Linked DNA regions of Mus musculus: regions 1 and 3 are each linked to region 2. The links are chromatin loops, found by intact Hi-C in ENCODE. Cell type or tissue: heart. All regions are shown on one strand.

What was found. A loop is a pair of places that touch in the nucleus more often than their neighbours do. Peaks named below come from ENCODE experiments on the same cell type or tissue, not always from the same donor. Only the 100,000 strongest peaks of a DNase experiment are listed, where the experiment ranks them.
Region 1: a loop joins it to region 2, with 2.9 times the contacts of the local background. A loop is called at or near these places in 10 of 42 quality-filtered maps.
Region 3: it touches region 2 in a loop (2.4-fold over the local background); 12 of 42 quality-filtered maps call a loop at or near these places.

What each region holds. Positions count from the first base shown.
Region 1 is chr4:106,258,084-106,266,083 of GRCm38, reverse strand. It overlaps Gm12724 (predicted gene 12724), which reads right to left. Exons shown (of 5, transcript NR_151521.1): 3 at 2,259-2,344. The region is part of intron 2 of Gm52671 (a long non-coding RNA gene); the gene reads left to right. Among named protein-coding and RNA genes, the nearest start is that of Gm12724, 25 kb to the right of the region's middle. In heart, a CTCF peak has its summit at 2,586 (motif pointing right); a DNase peak (open chromatin) is centred at 3,143.
Region 2 is chr4:106,311,737-106,319,736 of GRCm38, reverse strand. It overlaps Usp24 (ubiquitin specific peptidase 24), which reads right to left and starts at 3,524. Exons shown (of 68, transcript NM_183225.2): 1 at 2,951-3,524. The coding sequence starts at 3,265. In heart, no CTCF peak of the experiment used is centred here; DNase peaks (open chromatin) are centred at 2,286, 2,906 and 3,596; H3K4me3 peaks cover 3,202 bases; H3K27ac peaks cover 2,962 bases.
Region 3 is chr4:106,226,975-106,234,974 of GRCm38, reverse strand. No RefSeq gene overlaps it. Among named protein-coding and RNA genes, the nearest start is that of Gm12724, 6.1 kb to the left of the region's middle. In heart, CTCF peaks have their summits at 4,559 (motif pointing right), 6,271 (motif pointing left) and 7,272; DNase peaks (open chromatin) are centred at 2,214 and 6,264; H3K27ac peaks cover 1,344 bases.

The DNA.
Region 1 (8,000 bases), 54 kb after region 2:
TTGATTAATGGATCTTACAGACCCTCCAAACAATGCAGGTTATTGCCATTGCTTCTGGCTATCCTCCAGAACTTGATGCTGAAATCATACTGCCAGTGACACTGTATACTTCCTTGAGTCACAGAACACGGAGAAGTCAGGCTAGTACCACGCAAGAAGACTTATCCCCACTGGCTAACTTTGATAGTGCTGTAAGGTGCCATGCATGCTACTGAGGAGAAAAGAAATCATCGTCTTACCCACCTGTGAACCCTAAAAGCTACAATAATGACCTGTTTGACAAGATATGCCTACTGGATACAAGAGTGACAGAAATGTTACGAATGTAAACCAGTCATTTTTTGATCAGCTGTAAGTCTAGTTTTATAAATAGAACTTATGACTGGCAGTCCAATAATCTGTGGCTAGTTACATCACAGGCCCCATAGGAGAACCTACTAATTGTATTCTGCTAAAGAGCTTAGCATTTAAATCAACTTCTAATGACTTATTTGGTTGTTATTATATGGTTACTAGCATAACGATAGCTCAGTGCATCTCTTTCGCATTCCTTCCTTCCAGTGCTCAGAGATCTCCGTGGAAAGATTGTAGATGATTATAGTGAAACATTGTTCTCTGGACCCAACGGGGCATCAGCTCATAGCAACTTACAGCAGCAATGACAACATGCACGAGATCTCTGTAAACTCAAGCCAGACAAAACCCCAGCATGGAGGCGGGAGGTGATCATGAAAGCTCACCCCTAGCTCAGGAGCTGTTAGCAAATAATAGTTGTTGCAAAAGGGAGAGTCAGTTTTCTTCAAGGATGTGGCTCCTGAGAGGTTTCTTATAATCAAGTATATGATTCTACACCAAGTGTACACTGGCAACTGTAAGTGGACTCGGGTGGGGGGTGGGGTTTAAACTAATAAAAAAAACACACACGGAGGAATTGGAAGACAACAGTGGTGAGGGTGACCCAGGAGGATTGGAAAGGATGGAATTGAGTGGATTTCAAGAAAATATGCTTGCATGAAATTCTCAAGCAAGGAAAAATAAAAATAAGTAAATTAAAAAAAAGAATACCATGAAACCATATTATCCCTTTATTCAGGAGTCTTTGGTGACTTCCTGCTTCCCTGAGGGTCAAGGCAAAATCTTTCTCAAGCCCAGAGTGCTTTGTCCCCCAATCTCCGTCCTTCCCACCCCTTGCTGTCTTGCTGTCTGCACTGGCTTTCAGCTGCTTGAGCTTTGTGTATTTTCTGCTCAGGATCTGCACACTTAGTCCTTCTCTCTGGAAATCCTCTTTCCTTCTGTTCGCCCAGTCAGCCCACTTTTGGATCCGAGCTAAGCCTATGCATCTTTAAGGGTCCTTTTTTGAATTTGGGCTAAATAAGACCCCTGGTGCTGACATAATAATAGCAATTACTCTCTCCTTCCTAATTTTCAGTTTTCAATTATTTGTGTAATTATTTGATTAATGCTTTTCTTTAACATGAATGTTGTTGATATTTGGGTTGGTTTGTATTTCCCTCATTATAGGTGACATAGCTGGTGCTAGGTATGCGGTAAGACTTTTTTTCCCTCTTTTTTTGGAAGAAAAGAAGAAAGAAGGGAATGAAAGAAGGAACATTAGAGATTACTTGTGAGCTGGAGGTCTAAAGAGAAAGTGACTGAAGGGAAGTAGCTTTAGTTGAAGAATGGTCAGGAAGGCATGGTGACCTGTGGACCTGTGGAACAGGAACGCATTGTTAGGGGCAGAGTGCATAGGCACTTTCTCTCCCTTGTAAGGCTGGGCCACACAGAGGTTAAGCACACTGTCTTAGTTAGGGTTTTACTATTGTGAACAGACACCATGACCAAGGCAACTCTTATAAGGACATTTGATTGGGGCTGGCTTACAGGTTCAGAGGTTCAGTCCATTATCATCAAGGTGAGAGCATGGTAGCATCCAGTCAGGCATGGCGTAGGAGGAGCTTAGAGTTCTACATCTTCATCTGAAAGCTGCTAGCAGAATACTGGCTTCCAGGCAACTAGGATGAGGGTCTTAAAGCCCACATCCACAGTGACACACATACTCCAACAAGGTCACACCTTCTAATAGTGCCACTCCCTGGGCCAAGCATATACAAACCATCACACACAATGAATGGGAGTCAGGACCTAACTTCTAGGCCTGGTCTGCTTGCAGTTGGCCACAGTTCTTCCCCTCTCACTCTTGATTTCATCTGAAGAGTAACAATGATTGTCTAATTTTTTAAAACCAAACTTGCACCTACCTTTTTGATTTATGATGTATGTCCTAGCATTAATCAGGCATGGCCGGCTTATAGTCATTCAGACTCTTAGTGTAAAGATATTGTCCCTGGGCAAAATGAAGAAAAAAAAATCAGCAGGTTGAAAGGGTATTGGCTAGCTCATTCGATTACCAGGAAGCCTGAAGAACCAGACTCACAGAGAGGGAGGAATAAGGAAGGCAGCACAGGCAGACCAGAGCCAGACTCCACCAAGGTCAGTGTGGGCACTTAGCTGTTGCCGGTGGAGCATCTCAGCTTGCCTGTGCCAGGAGGTGGCATCTGGCACCTCTGTCGGCAACATTGCCCCATTGCCCTCAGGAAGTGGATGCTTCAGGTTTTGCTGCTATACTCAGAAAAAAATTTCACCTGCGTGTACCCCCAGCCCCCGTACCTCCTCTCCTGTGTCACCAACTCTTCATCCCAAAAGCTGAACAGATGCAAATGACTCCCAAAGCCGGGTTATAGAGTTGAGTCCTGGCTGCCAGGAGACTAAGAAAACAGCTTCTGGGGGGAATGAGACAGACTACATTTCTATGGTAGAGAGTTTAGTTTCCCAGAGTGGGGATCAGAGGGCAACCACACTAGACAGCCAACAAACATCACATGTCCCGTAGCAGGTCATCCCTAAGGTCCTCTTGGTGACAACCATTCGTGACTCTACTATCTCAATGAGAAAGGACACAGCTGCCACTCAACCCACTTCCTATTAATCTCAGCTGCCTATAAAAGTTGTAACATAGTGGCTTTGTCACAGAAAAACATGCTCTGTCCTCTAGGTTCTTATTTCTGGGCACTATAGGGATGTATTGTGGAAGCCCTTGTACTCTGTTTAATGAGACGCTGAAGCCAGCTTGTTTTCTTGGCTCCCCAGCCCTAAAAATAGGGCATTATTGAATAGTCCAATAACCTGGGCAGTTTCCCCAGTGCAGCAAGCCTGAATGTGGATTCACATGTTTAATTGGCAGATGCTGTATCTACTGGAGTTTCTATTTTTAAACTTGCTAAATGCCAATTCTCCCTCAAATGTCAATTCTCAAAGCATGTGGATTTGTTTGTTTTCTTGGTAGAAATTACCTTGCAATGTAAAAGACACATTTATCATAAATGGCTTTTGTGGGGGGGGGGCTAGAAATAGCAATTAAAATATTTTTATTTTTACCCTTACTGTCTTCCTTGTAGTTGTCAAAAAGCTAGAGGGATAAAAAAAAAATGGATGAAAGGGGGTTTCTGAAAAAAGAATCCAGCTTGCAGGATCTTATAGTAATGTATGCACCTTCTTTACATGCGGTTTCCATCAGATCTGCTTCCTTTTTTGGCACTTGAAATTATCCAAGCTGCAGAAGCAAAGCAAGCTTTCTAAAATCATTCAGTGCGAAGAGCCAATTCTGGCTTAATTTGTTACTACTCCAAGGTAACTCAGAGGTGTGAATAGAAAGCAGTGTGACTGAAGCCCTACCTCCCCCCACCACACAGCTGACACATTTACATTGAATGCTGAGCTCTAAAAGGCATTGAACTTGGTCTGCCTACAGCAGTTTTGGAGTGAGCTTCCCAGCTGTGGACCTTGGATGCTTGAAATCTTAGCAAAGCCTCTGTAATTTGGGAACCATGGACATTAGCTGAGAAGGTACATGCTTTAGTTTCCCTTTTGTTGCTATGGCAAAACTCCAACAAAGCAGTTAAAAGGAAACCGGGTTTGTTCTAGTTCAGGGACCAGGGCTATGGTCTATCATGGCAGGGAGGTAGGGGCAGCAGGAGCTGGGAGCCACTGGCCACATTGCAGGGAGAGTTAAGAAGCAGAAAGCTGTGCTTGAGAGATGGCTCAGTGGCTAAGAGCACTGATTGCTCTTCTGAAGGTCCTGAGTTCACATCCCAGCAACCACATGGTAGCTCACAACCATCCATAATGAGATCTAATGCCCTCTTCTGGGGTGTCTGAAGACAGCTACAGTGTACTTACATATAATAAATAAATAAATCTTAAAGAAGAAGAAGAAGGAGGAGGAGGAGGAGGAGGAGGAAGAAAGAAGGAAGAAAGAAGAATGTTGCTTCTCAGTTGCCTTTCTCCACTCATAGTCAGAGATCCCAGCCAGGGAATGGTGACGCCCACAGTGGGAGGGTCTTTCCATCTCAATTTAAAAAAAAATCAAGATAATTTCCCCCAGATGTGGTCAGAGTTCCCTCACACTGGCCAATCTAGCTTAAATTAACATTTAAATTAACATGGACCACCACAGTGACATCTATGCTTTCTTTGGCACTAGCTGTGGGGAAGGCATGTGGGCGGTCCTGATTAAAAGAATGTGAGCTTCAGGGTCAGGTCAGTTAAGAGCCAATCTTTTCCACTCTCCAGCCTGGTCATGTTTCTCAAGGGCTCGGAGCATCAGATTCCTCCAGAGTGAAACGGAGGGGATTACACTTCCACTGCTGTGAATATTACAGGAATTAATGTGTGCAGTGTCCTGACACCTCATAAAAATTCAGGAAATGTTGACACTCTTCTCTGTACGTCTCCACCTCCGTGATGCTACTCTGCTCTTCTGCTTTCAAGCACTCCTTGTCATTTTCATCTTTAGTTGTCTGAGACAGGATCTTTGTAACGGCCTAGGCTGACCTTGAACTTGCCATTCTCACGATCCAGCTCCCTGAACTGGGTTACAGCTATGTGTTACCCCGCCCAACTTCTTCGTGTGCCTTTACTATCCTGTGCTTCTGATCCTGTGTGCTTTTCCTACCCTGTTCCTCGTACTAAAGATTTCTTCTCCCACCTTTGCATATTCAAGTCTAATTACTCCATTAAGGTCTGGCTCAAACAAAATGGTGTGTGAATGTCTGAGGCTAGCCTGGACTACATGTGACCATGTCTGGAAAAAAAAAATCAGAAAGGGTAAGCATCTTGTTCAAGGTTTCACATATCTCAAGTGAGTGGTAGGGTTGGGTTTTGGGCCTGGGCTACCAGTAGGCAGTGTCTGCACATTGCAACATCTAAACTATGTTAGACTGTGTAACCCATGTCAGTGCATTCAAGCTCCACTCTGCTAGTTACTTTTCTATTACTGTAATGAATCATTGTGACCAAAGGGCCTATTTGGGCTTATGGTTTCAGAGGGGTAGGAGTCTATCTCCATCATGGAGGGCTGGCTTGGTAGCAGACACTGCACACATGAATTCCTGTAATATTCAGCTCAAGCATGGAGACTGAGAGCTCAGACCCTGAACTGTAAGCTCACAGCTGAGAGATCAAAATGGGAGTAAGGGAAGGCTGGAAGTTCTCAAAGTCCACCACCCCTTTGACATGCTTCCTCTAGCAAGGCATCTCCTGAGCTTCCCCAAAGAATATTACCAGCTGAGGACCAAGTGCTCAAACACATGACCATTTGAACCCTCATATCCGCCTTCACTGGGAAGAGTTCTTAGAGATAGCATCTTCTGAAGCTTCCTTCTGCAGTAGATGGGAACTGACACAGAGACCCACAACTGGACGATGTGCACAGAGGGAGAGACATTGGAACTGAATGGGATGTCTCTGTCAAACCCTTTCCCTCAGGGCTCGGGGAGCTCTGTGGAAAAGGAGGCAGAAAGTTTGTAAGAGCCACAGGAGATGAAGGATGCAAAGAAAACTGTCTTTCAGACACCACAGGGCTGATGCACGTATGAACTCACAGAGACCATGGCAGCATGCACAAGTCCCTCACAGGTCCAAGCCCGAGGGGTCCTAGCACTGAGAGGGAAACTGGACAGGAGCCTCTCGCCCTAATCCATAAGCTATCTCCAACTGTCAACAGCTTGCAAAGGAAAAGCTTTATCCAATGGGGTCTCGCTGGCTATATAAGTTACATTTAAGGGCAGGCCCCATGCCCAGCAGTAGATGGCCAACACAAAATGAATTCAATGGTATTTTTGGAAACTGCTTTTGTTTTATAATGTGTTGTCTAGGTATTTAAAAAAAAACCTTTTGCTTATACATTGTGGTTTCTAATTTTTGTGTTGTGTATGTGGTTCTTACAATTTTTTCTCTTTGTTTTCTTTTTTTTTTCTTTATTCACTTTACATCTTGCTCACTGCCTAACTCCTGGTGGTCCCCTCCCATGATCCTTCCCCCCACTTCTTCCCCTTCTTCTCTGAGCATGTAGGGAACTCCTTGGTATCTTCCCACCCTGGCACATCGAGTCTCTATGGAGCTAGGCACATCCTTCCCCACTGAGGCCGGGCAAGGCAGCCCAGCTAGAAGAACATATCCCACATACAGGTAACAGCTTTTGGAATAGCCCCTGCTCCAGTTATTCAGAACCCACATGAAGTCCAAGCTGCACATCTGTTACATATGTGCAGGGAGGCCTAGGTCCAGCCTTTGTATACTCTTTGGTTGGTGGTTCAGTCCCTGAAAGCCTCAAGGGTCCAGGTTAGTTGACTCTATTGGTCTTCTTGTGGAGTTCCTACCCCTTTGGGGCTTGCAATCCTCTCCCCTTCTTCCATAAGTGTCCCCAAGCGCCATCCACAGTTTCACTGTGGGTCTCTGCATCTGTCTGAGTCAGCTGCTAGGTGAAACCTCTCAGAGGACAGCCATGCTAGACTCCTGTCTGCAAGCATAACAGAATATCATTAATAATGTCAGGATTGGTGCTTGCCCATGGGATGGGTCTCATGTTGGACTGGTCATTCCCTCAGTCTCTGCTCCATCACCCATCCCTGAATTTCTTGTAGACAGGACAAATTTGGGGTTGAAAGTTTTGTGGGTGGGTTGGTGTCCTTATCAGTCCACCGGGGTTCCTGTCTGGCTACAGGAGGTGGCCCCTTCAGGTTTCATGTCCCCAGTGTTGTGAGTCACAGCCGAGGATACTCCTATTGATCCTTGGGTGCCTCCCTTATCCCAGGTCTTAGTCACATCCTGAAGAGACCCCTTACCTCCCTACCCCCATCAGACACAGATTTCCATTCATTCTCATGGCCATCTGGCTATCCCTCCTGTGCCCTCCTGATCCTGAACCTGATCCTGAACTTCCTCCATTTCTCTCTCCATCCCCTCTCATACCCTGTTCCCTCCCTCCATCTTCCTCTTAGGACTATTTTATTCCCTTTTCTGAGATTCAAGCTTCCTTTTCTTGAGTCTTCCTTTTTGTTTAGCTTCTGTATTCTATGGCTAACATCCACTTATCTTGTTTGTTTTCTAGAGAGAGAGAGAGGAGAGAGAAAGAGAAGACAGAGAGAGAGAGAGAGAGAGAGAGAGAGAGAGAGAGAGACAGAGAGAGAGAGAGACAGAGAGAGAGAGACAGAGAGAGAGACAGAGAGAGAGACAGAGAGAGAGCCTGAAGTTGGATGAGTGAGTGAGTGAGGAGATTGGGAGGATCTGGGACATAGATGAGAGATGAGAAGCCACGATCAGAACATATTGCATGAAATATATTCATTTTCAGTTGAAAAAGAGAAGGAAGCTCTTTTTCTTGCTTTTCATTTTTAATTGAATATTTTCTTTATTTACATTTCAAATGTTATCCCCTTTCCCTGTCCCCTCCAAACCCCTACCCCATCTTCCCCCTCTGCTTCTATGAGGGTGTTTTCCCACCCATCTACCTACTCCCACCTCCCCACCCTGGCAGTGTACTGCTGCATCAAGCCTCCACAGGACTAAGGACCTCTTCTCCCATTGATGCCCATCAAGGCCATCCTCTGCTACATATACAGCTGGAGCCATGGGTCCCTCCATGTGTACTCCTTGGTTGGTGG
Region 2 (8,000 bases):
GCATCCCCTGCCTCAAAAAACCAATTTATCGCCTCAAAAAAAAATTTTTCTAAAGGACCCTGAAAATAAGATATGCTATGCAGAAGGCAGATGTGCATGCTTTTTAAGATCCAGTGGTCCCTTTTAGAGATCGGGGTAAATCAGACGTTGTCTCCCTGGACTCATTCCTGCACCCTGTCTTTTTCCTAGGAAAGGGAAGCATCTGGTTCTATAGTTGCCTCTGCAGAGACAGCTGCCCTTTGGGGACTGAAAGGCCACATCTATAAAACAAGTGAACTCAACTAAGTCTTGATTTCTAAAGTCTGTGCTTTAAAAAAAACAAAAAAGAAAAAAAGAAAGAAAGCAAGGAAGAGAGAGAGAAAAAAAAGGAAGGAAGAAAGAAAGATTCTGTTTTCATTCTACCCACTAGCGTAGCCCTGATGCCTTGATACAGCGCTCACCATCCTAGCCTCAGAGTAGCCTCACAATCCACCTCTTTCCAAACTCTTCACCTTCCTTGCCGTCCACACTGGACCAAACACACTCAATCCTGAAACTAACTACATGGACACAGCTAAAAGCCCTCTGGCTTTTGATGCCAGACACCTGGCCTGGGATGTAGGCTCTGCTTCTAACTGCATACCTAAAATGGTGATGTAGTAACTATTTTACTGAGGATTAGTAAAACGTACAAATAGCTAACCCACAGCTCGACGGACCTTTCAGAAGCCCCAGTTTCATGTCTGCCATATGTGATGATTTTGAAAACTGATAAAATATTATCTCACTCCTGGTGTGGTATCAGAAGGTGGCCCATACTCTACCAGCACAGAGTAACGAACACAGCCCTCATCAGCCCTCTTGAAGTCTATTAAGTAATAGTATAGCCTCCCATAGCCCCAAGCCACATGCCAGGGGAAATGAGGGCAAGACTTTCTTTTAAAAGATAGATTCTACTATGGATTTTCTTGAAAGTGAACTTCTCAGGCTGCTGTTCAATGCAAAGAAGCCACTCCAGATTGCTCCAACTTAAATGTATGAGAAGTAAGCTAATGTTGAGGTGCCACAAATATTTTAACTTACTTTGATTTTCAATCATAGGAGATTAAAAGCAGGAACAGAAAATAAAATCTCTCACATACTGAAAACACGCTGAGCTCTGTAGACGAGTATAAACATGTTCACAAGAAGCGACAGTTTTCTTCTTGGTTTCTAAATAGACCAAAACTGGCTAGAACAGGGGAAGAGTGACTGGAGCTGGTATCTTAAGATGTCACACTTAAGAACTGTCACTTTATGACCAGGTGGTGGTGGCACAGGCCTTTTAACCCTAGCACTTGGGAGGCAGAAGCTGGCAAGCCTCTGTGTTCGAGGCCAGCCTGGCCTTACAGGACAATCAGGACTACACAGAGAAACCCTGCTTCAAAAAACTCAAACAAACAAAAGAGAATAGTCAATTACACAGAATTTTTAAAAATCCCCAAAGGAGGACCAACTGCCTTTACTTTCCCTACCAGTGAAGGACACAGATAAGCTAGCTACTGGTTAACGGTGGACTTCTACCTGGAGTATGTAGACCAACACCAGACTGAGAAACTGCTGCAAACACAGTTACCACACAGAACACTGCTCAGGGGGAAAAAAAAAAAAGAAATCAGGTGTCTTAGAAATTACCCAAATTAATTTCTCTAAAAACACAAGCCCACTTACTAATTTGAGATCTGTGCTGTTCTGTAGCCAGGCTAAGCCAAGCTGCTATCTTCGACCCTAAAATACACTATCCGAAGAAAAGTACAAAAATTTCTGCCACGGGCTGCCATTTTCCTGCAAATTAATCACCAGCGCTCTGGCTTCTGGGTGATTCTTCCTTGTTTTGGCAGGCTTGCCAGCCTCTCCCATGTTCTTTGCTCACACGGTAAACCAAACACTAAAAAGATCTTACTTAAGATCTGAGGGATCTGGCTGTACGTACTAGACTCCCTTCTCTAGACTCCAGTCCCATTTCTTCTCCCTAGTCTATGCCGCCCTCCCACCCCCGCCTCCATGTTAACCTCTCTGAGGCTACACCCCTCTCCTCGGGCTAATTTCTCTTCAGTGACCCTACTCCCCTCATCCAGGCCGTGTCCCAGCTTCGACCTCCCATTCCTGATCTCATCGCCGCCAGCTTCGACCTCCCATTCCTGATCTCATCGCCGTCTGGCCCTTCCTTTGCTCCTACTCCTTGCCCAGGCTTCTCACTCATTCCTTATCTCAGTCCCATTCCACTACTTGTCCTAATACCTGACCTTAGTCAAGCCCATCCTTACAACCCAGACATTAAAACAGCCAAACCTGCTCCTCTGCCTTATACTCATTCCTATCATTCCTGGTCCTGTCTAGGCCCTTCCTCATTTTAGACCCTGTCCTCTTCCAACGGTTGGCTTAAAAACCTAAACCCTTCTTCTAACCCCACTGGTCCTCCTGTCTGACCCGGCAAAGGCCTTCACTCTGGCAGGCCTATAGCGAGCACTATTTCTGACTCTGAACTGGTACTTATCCCAATCCTTCACTGAAATCTAGTGTCACAAATACTCTGGTCCACTGGGACCTCAGTTTTGACACCTGATATTCATGTCCTTCCCATTTCCCAAGCCACGCGGATTTGGAAATGTGGGCCCTCCTCCCCATCCCTCCCGGGATTCCTGCCCACCGCATAGACTCAGCAGGTAGCCTATGGAGACCCCGCCACGGCCCAGAACTGTATACCTAACTCCACGCGGGAATATTCCTCCCCCAAGGCCCTTCTCTCCATAGGACCCCAGTCTAGTGACCCCGATCTCGGACCAGAACTGGTGTTCTATTATCTCGGTGCCCCGAGTTTCATTACAGCCCCCGCCCAAAAGTCCCGCTGCGAGCCGGGCTGGCAACGCTCCCTGTCCTCGGGACTCCAGCGCGGCGGCCTCTCCCGTGAGGTCAGGGCAACCCCACTCACCTCCGCGTCCACCACCTCGTGGTAGGCGGGCGGGGGATCGAAGCCGCCACCACCTCCGGTGCTCCCGCCGCGGGAAGGCCCGCTGCCGTCGCTGCCGCTGTCGCCCCGTGGGCCGCCGCCCGGCCCCGGACTGGGGCCGCCGCTATCCATGGGCTCGTAGCCACCGTAGTCGAGGCCGGGCCGCTCGTTGGTGAGCAGCGCCACGGCCTCGTTGATGTCGTTCTTGGCCAGGCGCAGGGCCTTGCGGATGGTGGCCGGGTCCGAGAAGCCCATGCACAGCAGCGTGGTCATGTGCTGCTCCTCCTCCGATTCCATGGCTCCGGCCTCGGAGTCGCGCCGGCCGGCGTGCGGCGAAGCTGCGGCTCCCGGGCCTGGCGGGCCGTGCCGCGCTGCCTCGGCCCCGGCTCCGTCCCCGGCAGGGCCCCTGAGCTCCCGCCCCGCGCGTTCCGAGGCCGCCGGGCCAGGGTTAGGTGCGCGCGTGGGCGCAGCGAGCCGAGCTGGGGTGGTGGGGCGCTCAGGCGCGGCCGGCCGGCCCAGCCCTGCGCGCCGCCATGTTGGCCTGCTCCTCCTCTTCGCGGGGCCGCGCCTCCGCTCCCGGAAGCAGCCCCGGCGGCGCTCGGGCCGCCGTCCCCGGGCTCGGGCGGCGCGGAGCTGTGGGTGTGCGGACGCGTGTGTGTTTCTCCCAGGCCGGGGCCAGGGAGGGGCGTGCGCCGAACGTGTCTGAGGTGAGAGGCCGCGGAGCGCAGAGAGAGCACGAGAGTCCTCCGCCTGCGCCTCCCGCCCACCCCTTCCCCCGGCAACAGGTTCCCTCTGGGACGGGAGGGGCAGGCGCCGAGCGGCTCGCTGCCGGTGTCGCTGAGGTCCCCGGGCGCCCGGGCCTCGGTGCCCTGACGACACTCGTGTCCCATCGCAGGTGACTCTTCCCGCCGCCCCCGGAACCCTGCTTGGTTCTCCTGAAGTGTCCTGCGGTCCGAGGAAAGTGACCCTACGCGCCGCTGAAGCCCTCCTCGCCGCCCACAGACGGGTGCCCAGATCCGCAGGACGAGCATCCCCGCACACCCTCGCCCTCGACCCTCCAGCCTTCTCTAGAGACCCCTAGACCTTGAACTCCCACTCCCAACAACACTGACCACCTGTCCCACCAGGCCTGATAAACTTTACCATACTTTTCAGCCAGAACTGTATGACCGTCCTTCAGACACAGACACATGGAAATATTCTGGGTGTCTACTTCTATCCTGATTCTGACCACCAACCCATTTCTACTGAAGTCTTTGGCTCAGGGGTGAAGACTTTCCCCTCTGTTTCTGTCTTCCAGCGTTTGTTTAGCTTTTTGCCTTCTGTTCCCACCTCATTGGCGTTACCATGGCCAGTCCCCTTTGCCCCTTTTCCCGTTTCAGTGTCCTGATCTAGGTTTCTTCTCGGTTCTCTTCCCAAGATGCTGGTTCCTCTTCCTTCTCACATACTTGCTTATTAGTTCATCTGCTTTGGTCTTAATCCTGCTTTATTCTTGAACCCCCTCCCCACCCCCCAATCCACTAACCTTTCTTTTTCACACTGTTAAAACATTTCTGATGGCTTAACAATTGGACCTTCACATAGCCCAAATCTGAAATTACTGACAGCACTCAGAACTTTTCTCTGCATTCTCTGCCAGCATTTTTCCCCCTCAGATCCTGGTGGCTTCTTGCCTAATAATTTGATAGTTTGTAAACACCAGCTATTTGATTATTTACGGGGTGAATTTATCATTATATAGATATAGTTTCTATTATTCTTACTAAAGGCTAGTAATGGGTTTGATCACAAAGTAGACACCTGAATAAGAGGTAAGTTCTGGGGTGTCAATGAAATTTTAAGTACATATAATAGATAAAGACCAAAGTAGTCTAAGTTGAAAGCATCCTGTCACAGAATATACACCAACACAATAGGTCAGGGCACCTGTAATCCCAGCCCTCCAGAAGCTGAGCCTGGGAGATCTCCAGTTCAAGAATAGCCTGAATTACGTATACATAGCAAGACCTTGCCACAGAACGACCAACTGTACCATTTACCAAGTCAGATACCGTTGATGCTGGCAATGCCATGGAGAACAAAAGGACCATTTAATGATGGAAAGCAAAATAAAAACATTCCATTTCTACCTTGGGTTTGCAGAGTTAAGCCAACAGCTAAACTACTAAATGAGTTAGCAACAACAAAAAATTGCTTGCTACTAAGATTGGATAGAACTGAAGAGGTAATGAGAGGAGAGCCAGCCCACTCAGATGGCACAAAAAAGGCTCATCAGCAGTGGCAGGTCTGCAGACCATGACAGAGGAAGCTGTGCTTAGCTGAGAGGAGGAAGCAGAGAAGGAAGCAGAGAAAAACAAGTCTGTGATGAGAACTGGAAAGGAGCCACAAAAAGCCTGCCCCCCAAAACTTGCCCTCCCCCACAAAAGCCTAACCCCAAAACCTACTCTCTCCCCACAAAAGCCTACCCCAAACCTACCCTCCCCCAACAAAAGCCTGTCCCCAACAATAGCCTCCCCCCAACAAAAGCCTACCCCCTTTCTCCTCCCCCCCCCACAAAAGCCTACTCCCCCGCCCCCCAAAAGGCCACTTTTGAATCAAATCCTGGAGCTACCAAAAAGTCATTTGAGTGTCATTTGAGGATGCAACAGCAATGCCAGGATTTTTTGCATTCCTTTTTAAAAGCAAACCTCGTTGAGTAAGCCGGGTGTGGTAGCTCATGCCTGTCCCTCCCAGCCCTTAGGCTGCGATAGGAGATTAAGAAGAGTTGTCAAGGTCATCTTCAGCTATGTAGTAAGTTTGAAAGCCATTCTGAGCTACAGGAGACCTAGTCCCAAAGAAAAATCTTGTTAAATTGGGGAAGTATAGATGTCTGTCTTATTCATGTTTTCATTTACATTTTTAATTTAATTGCAGGAAATCCAGAAATGTTAAAAAATAAAAAACACTTTAAAGAAATTTAATTGCAGCCAGGCATGGTACAAGTCTTTAAGCCCAGCACTTGGGAGGCAGAGGCAGGTAGATCTCTGTGAGGCCAGCCTGGTCTACAAATAGAGTTCCAGGACTATCAGGACTATTACACACACACACACAAAACCCTGTCTCATAAAACAAAACAACAACAAAATTACACCTTTTTTACACATATCTTCTTTAGAAACGTAGAGAAAAAGAAAAGGTACATAGGACTTTAGAAATAAGGTATGGTGGAGTATCTTAAAGACATGAAGGACTCTACCTACCATTAGTCATTTTTACTCGGTCTACTCTGAACTCACTCAGATGGAGATGTGTGTGCACACATGCACAGCTTCTGTCCTTTTGAATGTATTGTCTATGAAGGAAGATGATTATAAATAAACCATGATAGATACCTTGACAGAATTTCTTACTCTCCGGGGTCAGAGCAGATTTCTTACTCTCCACAGAGAAATTTCGAAGGCCGGGTGTCTAGAAAGGAAATGACATCTCAATTATAGTGTGAAAGGAAGCAGGCAAGCCAAGAACAGGGGTGTGAGAAGAGAAAGCCCCAGGTGACAGAAACAGCCTGTGCAAGCGTCCTGCGGTGCGCGAGAGTAAAGTAAGGCAGAGGCACTGAAAGGCAGGGTGCTATGAACTACAGAGTTCCAGAAGCAGGAGAAGGAGAGAGGAAGCTACAGCAGCCCGGACACTAGATCCCAGAAGGCTGTAAGAACTGGAGGCTTTATTCAGACAGAAGAGGAACCGTGAAAGCATATATATGAAAGCATATACATGAAAACATATATGCGGAGAACAAAGTCGCCACTGCTTAGGAAGGCCAGCCGAGGGTAGCCACTTCGAAACAAAAAGTTGAGTTTTGTTCTCTCACCTAATATACAGTTTTTGATCTTGTTCCTATCCCCTCCCAGTGCTGGAGATCAAAGCCAAGGCCTTGCACATTCCAAGGGCTCTGTCCCAAGAGCACTGGTCTGGACCGTCTTTCTTTCTAGGATTTTCACTTTGATGTGTCTAAATACGCTTTTCTTTATGTCTCTCTTTAGTGAGGTTTGTAGAGTTTCTTGACTATGTGGCTTGAGGTCTCAGGAAATCGCTGTTCCTTATGATTGTATTAAGAAGGTCTCATTGTATAGCCCAGGATAATCTCAAACCTGTGAACCTAGCCTCAGCCTCCTGAGTGTTAGCACTGAAGTGCACCATCATGTATGACTGGATGTTATTTCTTCACATATTTCTATTTAATTCTCTCCCCTCTTCCTCCCTCCTTCTCTCCCCATTCCTCCTCCTCCCTCCCTCCTTCCCTCCCTCTCTCCCTTTCTCCCTCTCTCCCTCCCTCTCTCTCTCCCTCCCTCTCTCCCTTTGTCCTGCTCTCCCTGCCCCTCCCTTCTTCATGAGACTTCTGTTACACACATTCTATCCTTCATGACTATCTGTCCTTCTGTCACTCTCTGCCTCAGTCTAGATACTTTCTTTGGTTTTCTGTTCTAATTCACAAATTTTCTCTTCAGTGGTATCTTTTTTGTGAAATTGTTTATTGAGTTCTTAATTTAGTTACTGAATATGTAAATTCTTTGTTTGTTTGTTTGTTTGTTGAGACAGGGTCTCTCTATGTAGTCCTGGATGCTCTGGAACTTGCTATATAGATTAGGCTGGCCTTTAAATCACAGACATCCTCCTGCCTCTGTCTCCCAAGTACTGGGTTTAAAGGTGTGCACTCTTTTAAAATTCTTAATTTCACTTTAATTTTTTATGGATTCTGTATCTATCTTGATATATAATTCCTTGAAATATTTTGTTTGTTTGTTTTTTGTTTTTTTTCAAGATAGGGTTTCTCTGTGTAGCCCTGGCTGTCCTGGAACTCACTCTGTAGACCAGGCTGGCCTCGAACCCAGAAATCCACCTGCCTCTGCCTCCCAAGTGCTGGGACTAAAGGCATGCGCTACCACCGCCGGGCAATTCCTTGAAATATTAATCACAGCTATTTTATAGTCTGTGCCTGATAATATCCATAGCTGAATCTCCCTAAGGTCTCTTTCTGTTGTCTGATTTTCCTCTT
Region 3 (8,000 bases), 85 kb after region 2:
ACTAGTAAGTGTGTCTCCCACAATTGTGCTCCAGCTTGGCTTTTTTTTTTTTTTGAGACAGGTTTTCTCAGTGAACCCAAGGCTCACCATTTCTGGAAACTGTCTGGCCATCAAGCCCCGGGGACCTTTGTGCCACTTCCCAGTGGTTGGCATCACTGCTGGTCTGTCTGCCCTTCACCTTTCAGAGTCATCTTTTTTTTAAAGATATATCTATCTATCTATCTATCTATCTATCTATCTATCTATCTATTTTCAAGACAGGGTTTCTCTGTATAGTCCTGGCTGTCCTGGAACTCACTCTGTAGACCAGGCTGGCCTCAAACTTAGAAATCCGCCTGCCTCTGCCTCCCAAGTGCTGGATTTATTTATTTTATGTATGCAAGTACACTGTCACTGTCTTCACACACACCAGAACAGGTCATCAGATCCCGTTATAGATGGTTGTGAGCCACCATGTGGTTGCTGGGAATTGAACTCAGGACCTCTGGAACAGCAGTCTGTGCTCTAAACCACTGAGCCATCTCTCCAGCCCAAAGCTATGTGGCACCTCGCCTAGCTGCAGAGCCATCTTAAGTTTGTTTCCTATTCAGCCCCTTTCCCACCTCTATGCACAGAGAGAAGGGGAGCAGAGGGTGAGAGAGGTTTGACTTTGATTTTCAGTTTTGCTAGAAAGAATGCAGAATAATAAGGAACAGAATGTCTACTCCATCATCTCAGAAGGAGGCATCATCTATATGTATTTCAAGGCAGGGTTTCTCTGTGTAGTCTTGGCTGTCCTGGAGCTCACTCTGTAGACAAGGCTGGCCTCGAACTCAGAAATCCGCCTGCCTCTGCCTCCCAAGTGCTGGGGTTAAAGGCATGAGCCACCATTGCTTGGTCATATTTTTAGGGTTTTTATTACAATTACTTATTTACTCTGTGTGTGTGTGTGTGTGCGTGTGCGTGTGTGTGTGTGTGTAGGTGCGTACACCTGTAAAGGCCAGAGGATAACTTGTGGGTATCAGTTTTCTCCTTCCATCCTTCCACCAAGTGGGTCCTGGGGATTGAACACAGTTTGTCGGTCTTAGTGGCAAGTGCCTTTATCTGCTGAACCACATCACCAGCCCTGCATATATTTTTATAAAGGTTAACATATGGGGTGTGGGTAATCCATGAAGACTATGTGATACCTGAGCCCAATGCTATGGACTCTTTGGAGAAGAGAAAACCATGAAGACAGAAGAAAAACGGCTTCTAGGGATTGGGATATAGGAAGAGAAGAAAAGATGAATAGAGGAACCAAAAGGCATTTTTTAGGGCAGGGAAACAATCTCATGTATCGCTACAATGGTAGCCACAGCTTACTATACTTGCCACACCTAAGTGTACGTACGTTATGAAGAATGAGTCCTCATGTGTGCTCCAGAGTTTGGGTGATGGCATTGTGTCTACACTGATTCAGCCAACAAAGGAAGCACTCTAATGAGAGGTTGAGTGGGGGTAGACTGACTGTGTGTGTGTTACGGGAGCTACTTCAGCTCAAGTGTTGCTATGCAACTAAACTTCCTCTACCAAGTAAAGTCCATTTCTACGGCGATGGTACCTGGATCTGCATGACATAAAGAGGTGCTCTTACCGGTGACCCCATCACTGCCCTTCAGCTCAGACTCATACTGCCTGCATTCCTATTCAACTGCCTCTTGGTTCTCATCCTGTGACACACTAGTGGCCGTGTTGCCCATGCCCAAGACTGTTCTAGAGTTATTCAAGTTTTATGTACTGTCTCTCTCCTTAGTGCCTTAGTGGGTTTTGAACTTGGAGCCAGACAGGCTTGAGTGGGGGATTTTCCTATGTCTCATTTTCCTTATCTGCACTGAAACGGGGATCTGGGGAAGACAGTGAGATAGCTCAGCAGGTAAGCACTCACCCCAGAAGCCTGATTGACTTGGAACTCTTAACATAATAGTTCGCCTTCCCTTCTTTCCCTCACATGGCTTAGAGGAAGTGGACTCTGGGAAAGCCAGAGACTCCATTTAGTAACAAGAGATGAGGGGAAGAGATTGGGAGGGAGAGAGGCGGAACACCAGCGCCCTTCTCACACTGCCTCACATCTGGAGAGCTGTTGACTTCCTGGGTCCTCCTCGTGGAGCGTGGAGGAGGATGTTATCTTTCAAGTGACAGGGGCCTCTGTTTCCGATTCTCACAGGCTAGCTGAATGTCCGTTGCATCAGGCAGAGAGAGCTGCCCAGATCTGACACTAACTCCTTGTGGAAGAGGCTGGCAGGCCCACCAGGCCAGCGGGGCAGCCTGCAGGGCAGTGATACTGAATGAATTTAGTGCCTGTGAAGGAGGCCGGATCGGCAGGCCCTGGGACAAACTGCCTCTTTGTTCTCAGTACACCCCCTAGACAAACAGTGCCAGTTTTCTTCTGGGCCCTAGCCACACTCAGCTGTGAGGAGAGGAGCAAGAAGCTCTGTTGATTTCAGCCCTTGAAGGGATCCATTTATTTGTGTCTTGGAGACCCACTGGCAGCCTGCAGGCTTCGGGGATGAGGTCTTAAGCTAACACTTGCCAAGTTACCAACTTCAAACACTTTTTACTGTAGCCTACAGTGAGAAAAAATGTTTTACACCTTGAACCAGTGACACAGGCACATCACATGCACACACACACACACACACACACACACACACTTTTCATGTTTAGAATATGAAATGGGGCCAGCAGGATGGCTCAGTGGTTAGAGTGCCTACTTCATAAGCATGAGGACCTAAATTCAGAACCCCAAAGTCACCCAAAAATCAGGCATGAGGGCAGGCAGCTGTAATCCCAGCATCTCGTGAGGGCTGACGCAGGAGCTGGAGGGAAGGGTGTTCTCTGGCCTGGCAGCCTAACCAAAATTAGAGCTCCTGGTTCAAAGGGAGACCCTGCCTGAAAAAATAAGGTGGAATGGAGACTCCAGGGTAATAGCATTGTCCAGAAATGGCACAGTCGATGAGCATATGAACCCATGGAGACTGTGCCAGCACGCACAAGACCCTCACATGTTCGACCCAGACAAAATCCCAGCCTAAGGAAGGAGAAGTGGGCACAAAGCACCACGACTGGCCAAGAAGCTGTTTGCAAGGGGTAAGTGATGGGGGAAGACAGATTGGTTCTCTCCAGTGGAGGGACACATCAACCACAGTTCAGGGCAAGCCCCACGCTCAGGAGAAGTTGGCCAACACAAAATGAACTCTGTGATTTTTGTGTGGGTTTGTTTGTTTTGTTTTGAGAGAGAAAGAACATGAAGGTAGGTGGGTAGGGAGGTGGGTATCTGTAAGGAGTTGGAATGTGGGAAAATACATTGTATGAAACATTTTCAATTAAAAAGATTTTATGGTGATAGAATATACCTACTGTTGAGCTCTCTGGCTCCACATACACACATTCACACATGTACACACTCACATATAAGCACACACTTACCCACATGCACACACACCTACACACACAGGCACACACTCACACACAGGCACACACTTACACAATGCACACACATCTACACACATGCACACATGCCTACACATTCACATAAGCCTACACACACACATTCACCCAACATGCACACACTCACACACAGGTACACACTCACACACATGCACCCCCCCACTCACCCATTCACCCTCATGTACACACTCAAACACACACACAAACACACATTCAAACACAGACACACACACACATGCACACACCCACCCTCATGTACATACTCAAACACACACACACACACACACACACACACACACACACACACACACACACACTGTCTTTGAAAAGGCAGATATTGCCAGGAATGGTGGTACACACCTTTAATCCTCGCACTTGGGAGGCAGAAGTAGGAAAATCTCTATTGAGTTCCAGGCTAACCTGATCTACATAGAGAGTTCCAGGATAATTAAGGCTACATAGAGAGACCCCACCTCAAAAATAAAGATTAAAAAATAAAATAAATAAATAAAAAAGACATTGTATAGGAACATATTCTTCACCTACACTTTAAAATATTCTAATTTTTATGAAAAATTTACCAATCCTTTTGTCAACTAATGAAAACTTTTTACCATTGTCCAGTTCTAAGAAAAGCTCTTCATTGATCTATTGGAACAAACTAACTCGAGAAATTGAAATTGTCTGGAAATTACCCTTCTAGTTGAAACTTGAATATTGTTTCCCTTGAAGTCCAAATCAGCAAAAAGTCTACGTCTCATGCATAAAGATGATTATTTGTTTATCTATAATTATTTTGCAGTGGTAGGCATCAACCATGTGTTGGACATGCAAAGAACGTACTATATTACCCTGAATTATTTCTTAAACTGTAGTCAGATAGCTTAGGCTGTTCTTAACTCATTATGCGCAGAGGCTTTCTGTAAGCTCATGACCTTTTGCCTTAGTCTTTCAAGTGTTGGGATTATATGCTGACATCACCTCTACCCATAGGTTTTAAAAGCATTAAAGAATAATTTTTATTATTTTGTGTGTATGGGTGTTTTGTTTGCATGTCTATGTGCCATGTGTGTACAGTGCTGTGGAAGGCCACAAGAGGGCATCAGATCCCTTGGAACAGGAGTTATAGATGGTTGTGAGCTGTCATGTGGGTGCTGGGAATTGAATCCAGGTCCTCTGAAGGAGCAATCCGTGTTCTTAACTGCTGAACTGTCTCTCCAGTCCAGTCTCATAGCTATTTATTGTAAAGTTTTTTTTATTTTTAAACATGTGTTTTGGTCAGCGTTCTATTGTTGTGAAGAGATACCATAACTATGACAAGTCTTATAAAAGAAAGCATTTAGCCTATTATCATCATGTCGGGAAGCATGGTGGAACACAGGCAGACATGGTGCTGGAGAAGTAGCTGAGAGTTCTACATTTAGATCTGCAGTCAGTAGGAAGAGAGAGAGAGCCACTGGGTTTGGCTTAGGCCTTTGAAATCTCAAAGCACACTTCCAGTGACATACTTCTTCCAACAAGGACATTCTTCCTAGTCCTTCTCAAGGAGTGTCACTCCCTGATGACCAAGCATTTGCATATATGAGCCTTAGGGGCCATTCTTATTCAAATCATATAATATGCAATAGTATCTGCATATAGAAGCATTGGACCAACTTCTGCCAATGGCCAAATGTTTGACAGCTATTGGGTGAACTAGATCCAATTTCTGTACTTTGCCATCTTGCTCTGTGGCTTAGGACGGCGGTCTCTGGGGATTTACTCCGTGGTTGCTTCTTTTTTTTGGCTTCTGGCATTCAGAGGGCTGGAGAGAATAGATTTTGGTGTATCTACTGAGGTCACAGTTTCTACCAGATGGCCTTTCCTACCTAGTCTCCCAGTCTCTATGTTTCTATGACCACTTCCTCTTCTGGGGTTTGGCTATTTCTGAAGGTGTGATCCCTGTGGCTTTTCTGCATCCTGACTACTCTCTCTCTCTCTCTCTCCCTCCCTCCCCCCCTCTCTGCCCCCAAATTATTATCACTATTATTTTAATTTTTTAAATGTTTACTTTTTAAAATTTTATTTTTAGAGACAGGGTTTCTTTATGCAGCTCTGGCTGTCCTGGAGCTCACTCTGTTGACCATGCTGGGTTCATCTTGTCTCTGACTCCTGAGGGTTAAATACATGCACTATAACTCCTGGCTCTGACTATTCTTTTATAATCTGCTTAAAAACATTCCCTAAACTACCTAATTCCAGTAGGATATGTGTTTGCCAGGTCTTGACTTCTATACTGTTTCCCATGGGTCTTCTCACGATATTGTATATTTTATTGCCTTCCACTCTGTTCAGTGTCATGAAGCCTATTACAGGATAGGAGACTCACTTTGCATCCTGTGTGTTGACAGGCATACTCTTAACCCTGAGGAGTTTGAAAAAGCATGGACACCCGAGCCCCAACTACAGAGCTGCACACTTTGGGTCTGGGTGGCCCTAGGTTTCTGGTGCCAGGAGCTTCAGAGGAAACCTGAGATGGGGAAGTGACAGGTATGACTGACTGTAGTGTGTCTAGGGAAGACTGGGTGAAGCCTTCTGGGCCACCTCCAAACCCCCATGCAGCATCTGTAGCGTGCATGCACATGTGGGGTGCGTGCGTGCGTGCATGTGTGCATGCATGTGTGTGTGTGCATGTGTGTGTGTGTTCTTCCACTGTCTTGCCCAGGATCTCATCGTTTTCAGGAGTCCCTTAGTCTGATCCTAGAGGCTGAGGTCTAGAGAAGAACATGGGCTATGACTGCATACGCCACTGCCCTCTTGTGGGCATAGGCGAAACTGTGATAATGGCCTATGGTCTTCCCTTGGCCTTCAAATCCTAGGACCAAATGAGGTTTCAAAGAGCAACTTAGTCAAGCACAGCAGAAGCCGTGCCTAGCCTCTCCCGGAAGACAGCCTTTCCCTAACAGCCTTTGGCAAAGGAAGATGTCCTATTTCTCAGTTTCAAGGGTTGGTTAATTGCTTTAGAATTAGCGCTCCATAGTGAGGGGACCAGGAGGATTAATTGCCTTGCAGAATAACCCTAATTAAAAATCTGGCAGAGAATTTAAGACACACACCTCACACACACACACACACACACACACACACACACACACACACACACACACACACACAAGCCCTGGGAAGATAGGTCAGCTTAGTGGAAGGTTGAAGAACAGCAGGGACAGGGAGCAAGGTTCCTGTGTCCCTCCCGAGACACTGAGACGGAGACCCATGACTCTTCCTGGGTTCTTCTGAACTCCTTGGTAATCTTCCCTGTGGCTTCAGTCTCCCCGTGTCCCATCTTCTAAGCCAGGTCCTGAGCTTCACCCTGCTGGTCACTTCACACCACACACCTGCTCCTTGCCTTTGTTCAGCAATTCAAACAAACAAACAAACAAACAAACAAACAAACAACTCCTAATTTTCAGTAGCTCTTTTACAGCAACAATGGTAGCAACCTGCTATTCGATCCCATCAATTTATGTATAGTGTATGACACTTGATGTCATATTATTGTAACTAATAACATAAAAGGAGTGCTTTCCTTTTTGATGGGAAAGATACAAGAAAGGATGAATGTGTTCCTAAAACTAGATAGTTTTGATTGCTTAAATCTTCATGAAATAAATTTTTGTGCCCTGTTTGGATAACTGTTTATAGTGATTGTTGGCCACCCATAATCCCTTTGGGTATAAAGTATAATAAATGTTGGGGGTTCTTCCTGAAGGTTATTTCTGAGTTTTTCAATTTTCACATGTGAAAACTTGTAGCTTTATTACTCTTTTTGCCCCCTTCCTGTTCCTTGGCACTGGGGGGTGCTGTTGGCTAGGCTAAGAAGTAGTGTTTGCCCCGCTCCATGTCCGGTAGTTTCGTCTTCAATTATGCCAGTGCCAGTAGCACATTACTTCCCTGCTGGACGAGGGAATGTACATGCTAACGATGCTTCGGAGAGCAGGAGCACCCTTCAGAGGGCTTTTCCTGGCTTCTTGCAGGAATGGCATATTGCAAGAATGACTTACGAGCACGAAACCCAGACAGAGGAGGCATGTAACCCACCTGCATAAGTTCACCAGTGAATGGTGGCCAGGCGACCTTTGCCTTAGTACGGAGGTCCCTAAGTGGACAGGTCATCTTGCTAATGCTGTGACTGACGGGTGTGCGGAAATGGGATCTGCTTCCTGAAGTTATGGACATGTGACACTAAGCAGCAGCCTCACTGGTCAAACTTATTGGCATCAGATTTGAGTATGAATTCTTTCTTTTTCTTTTCCTAATATTGGTTTTTCCTTGGGCAAGATAGAAAATTCCTTAAGCCTCAGTCTTCCTATCTGAGGAGTGGGGTTTAAAATGTTTGCCTCGTACAATATCTATGGGGCTGGCTGAAATAAGCTTACCAAGCTACAGCCTGAAGTCTGTCAGGGCTCCATCAATTTATTTATGATGTTTATTACAACGTCACTCTGGTTATCTGGCCCACAGAGGTTTTCACGTACAATAACATCCAGGAATCC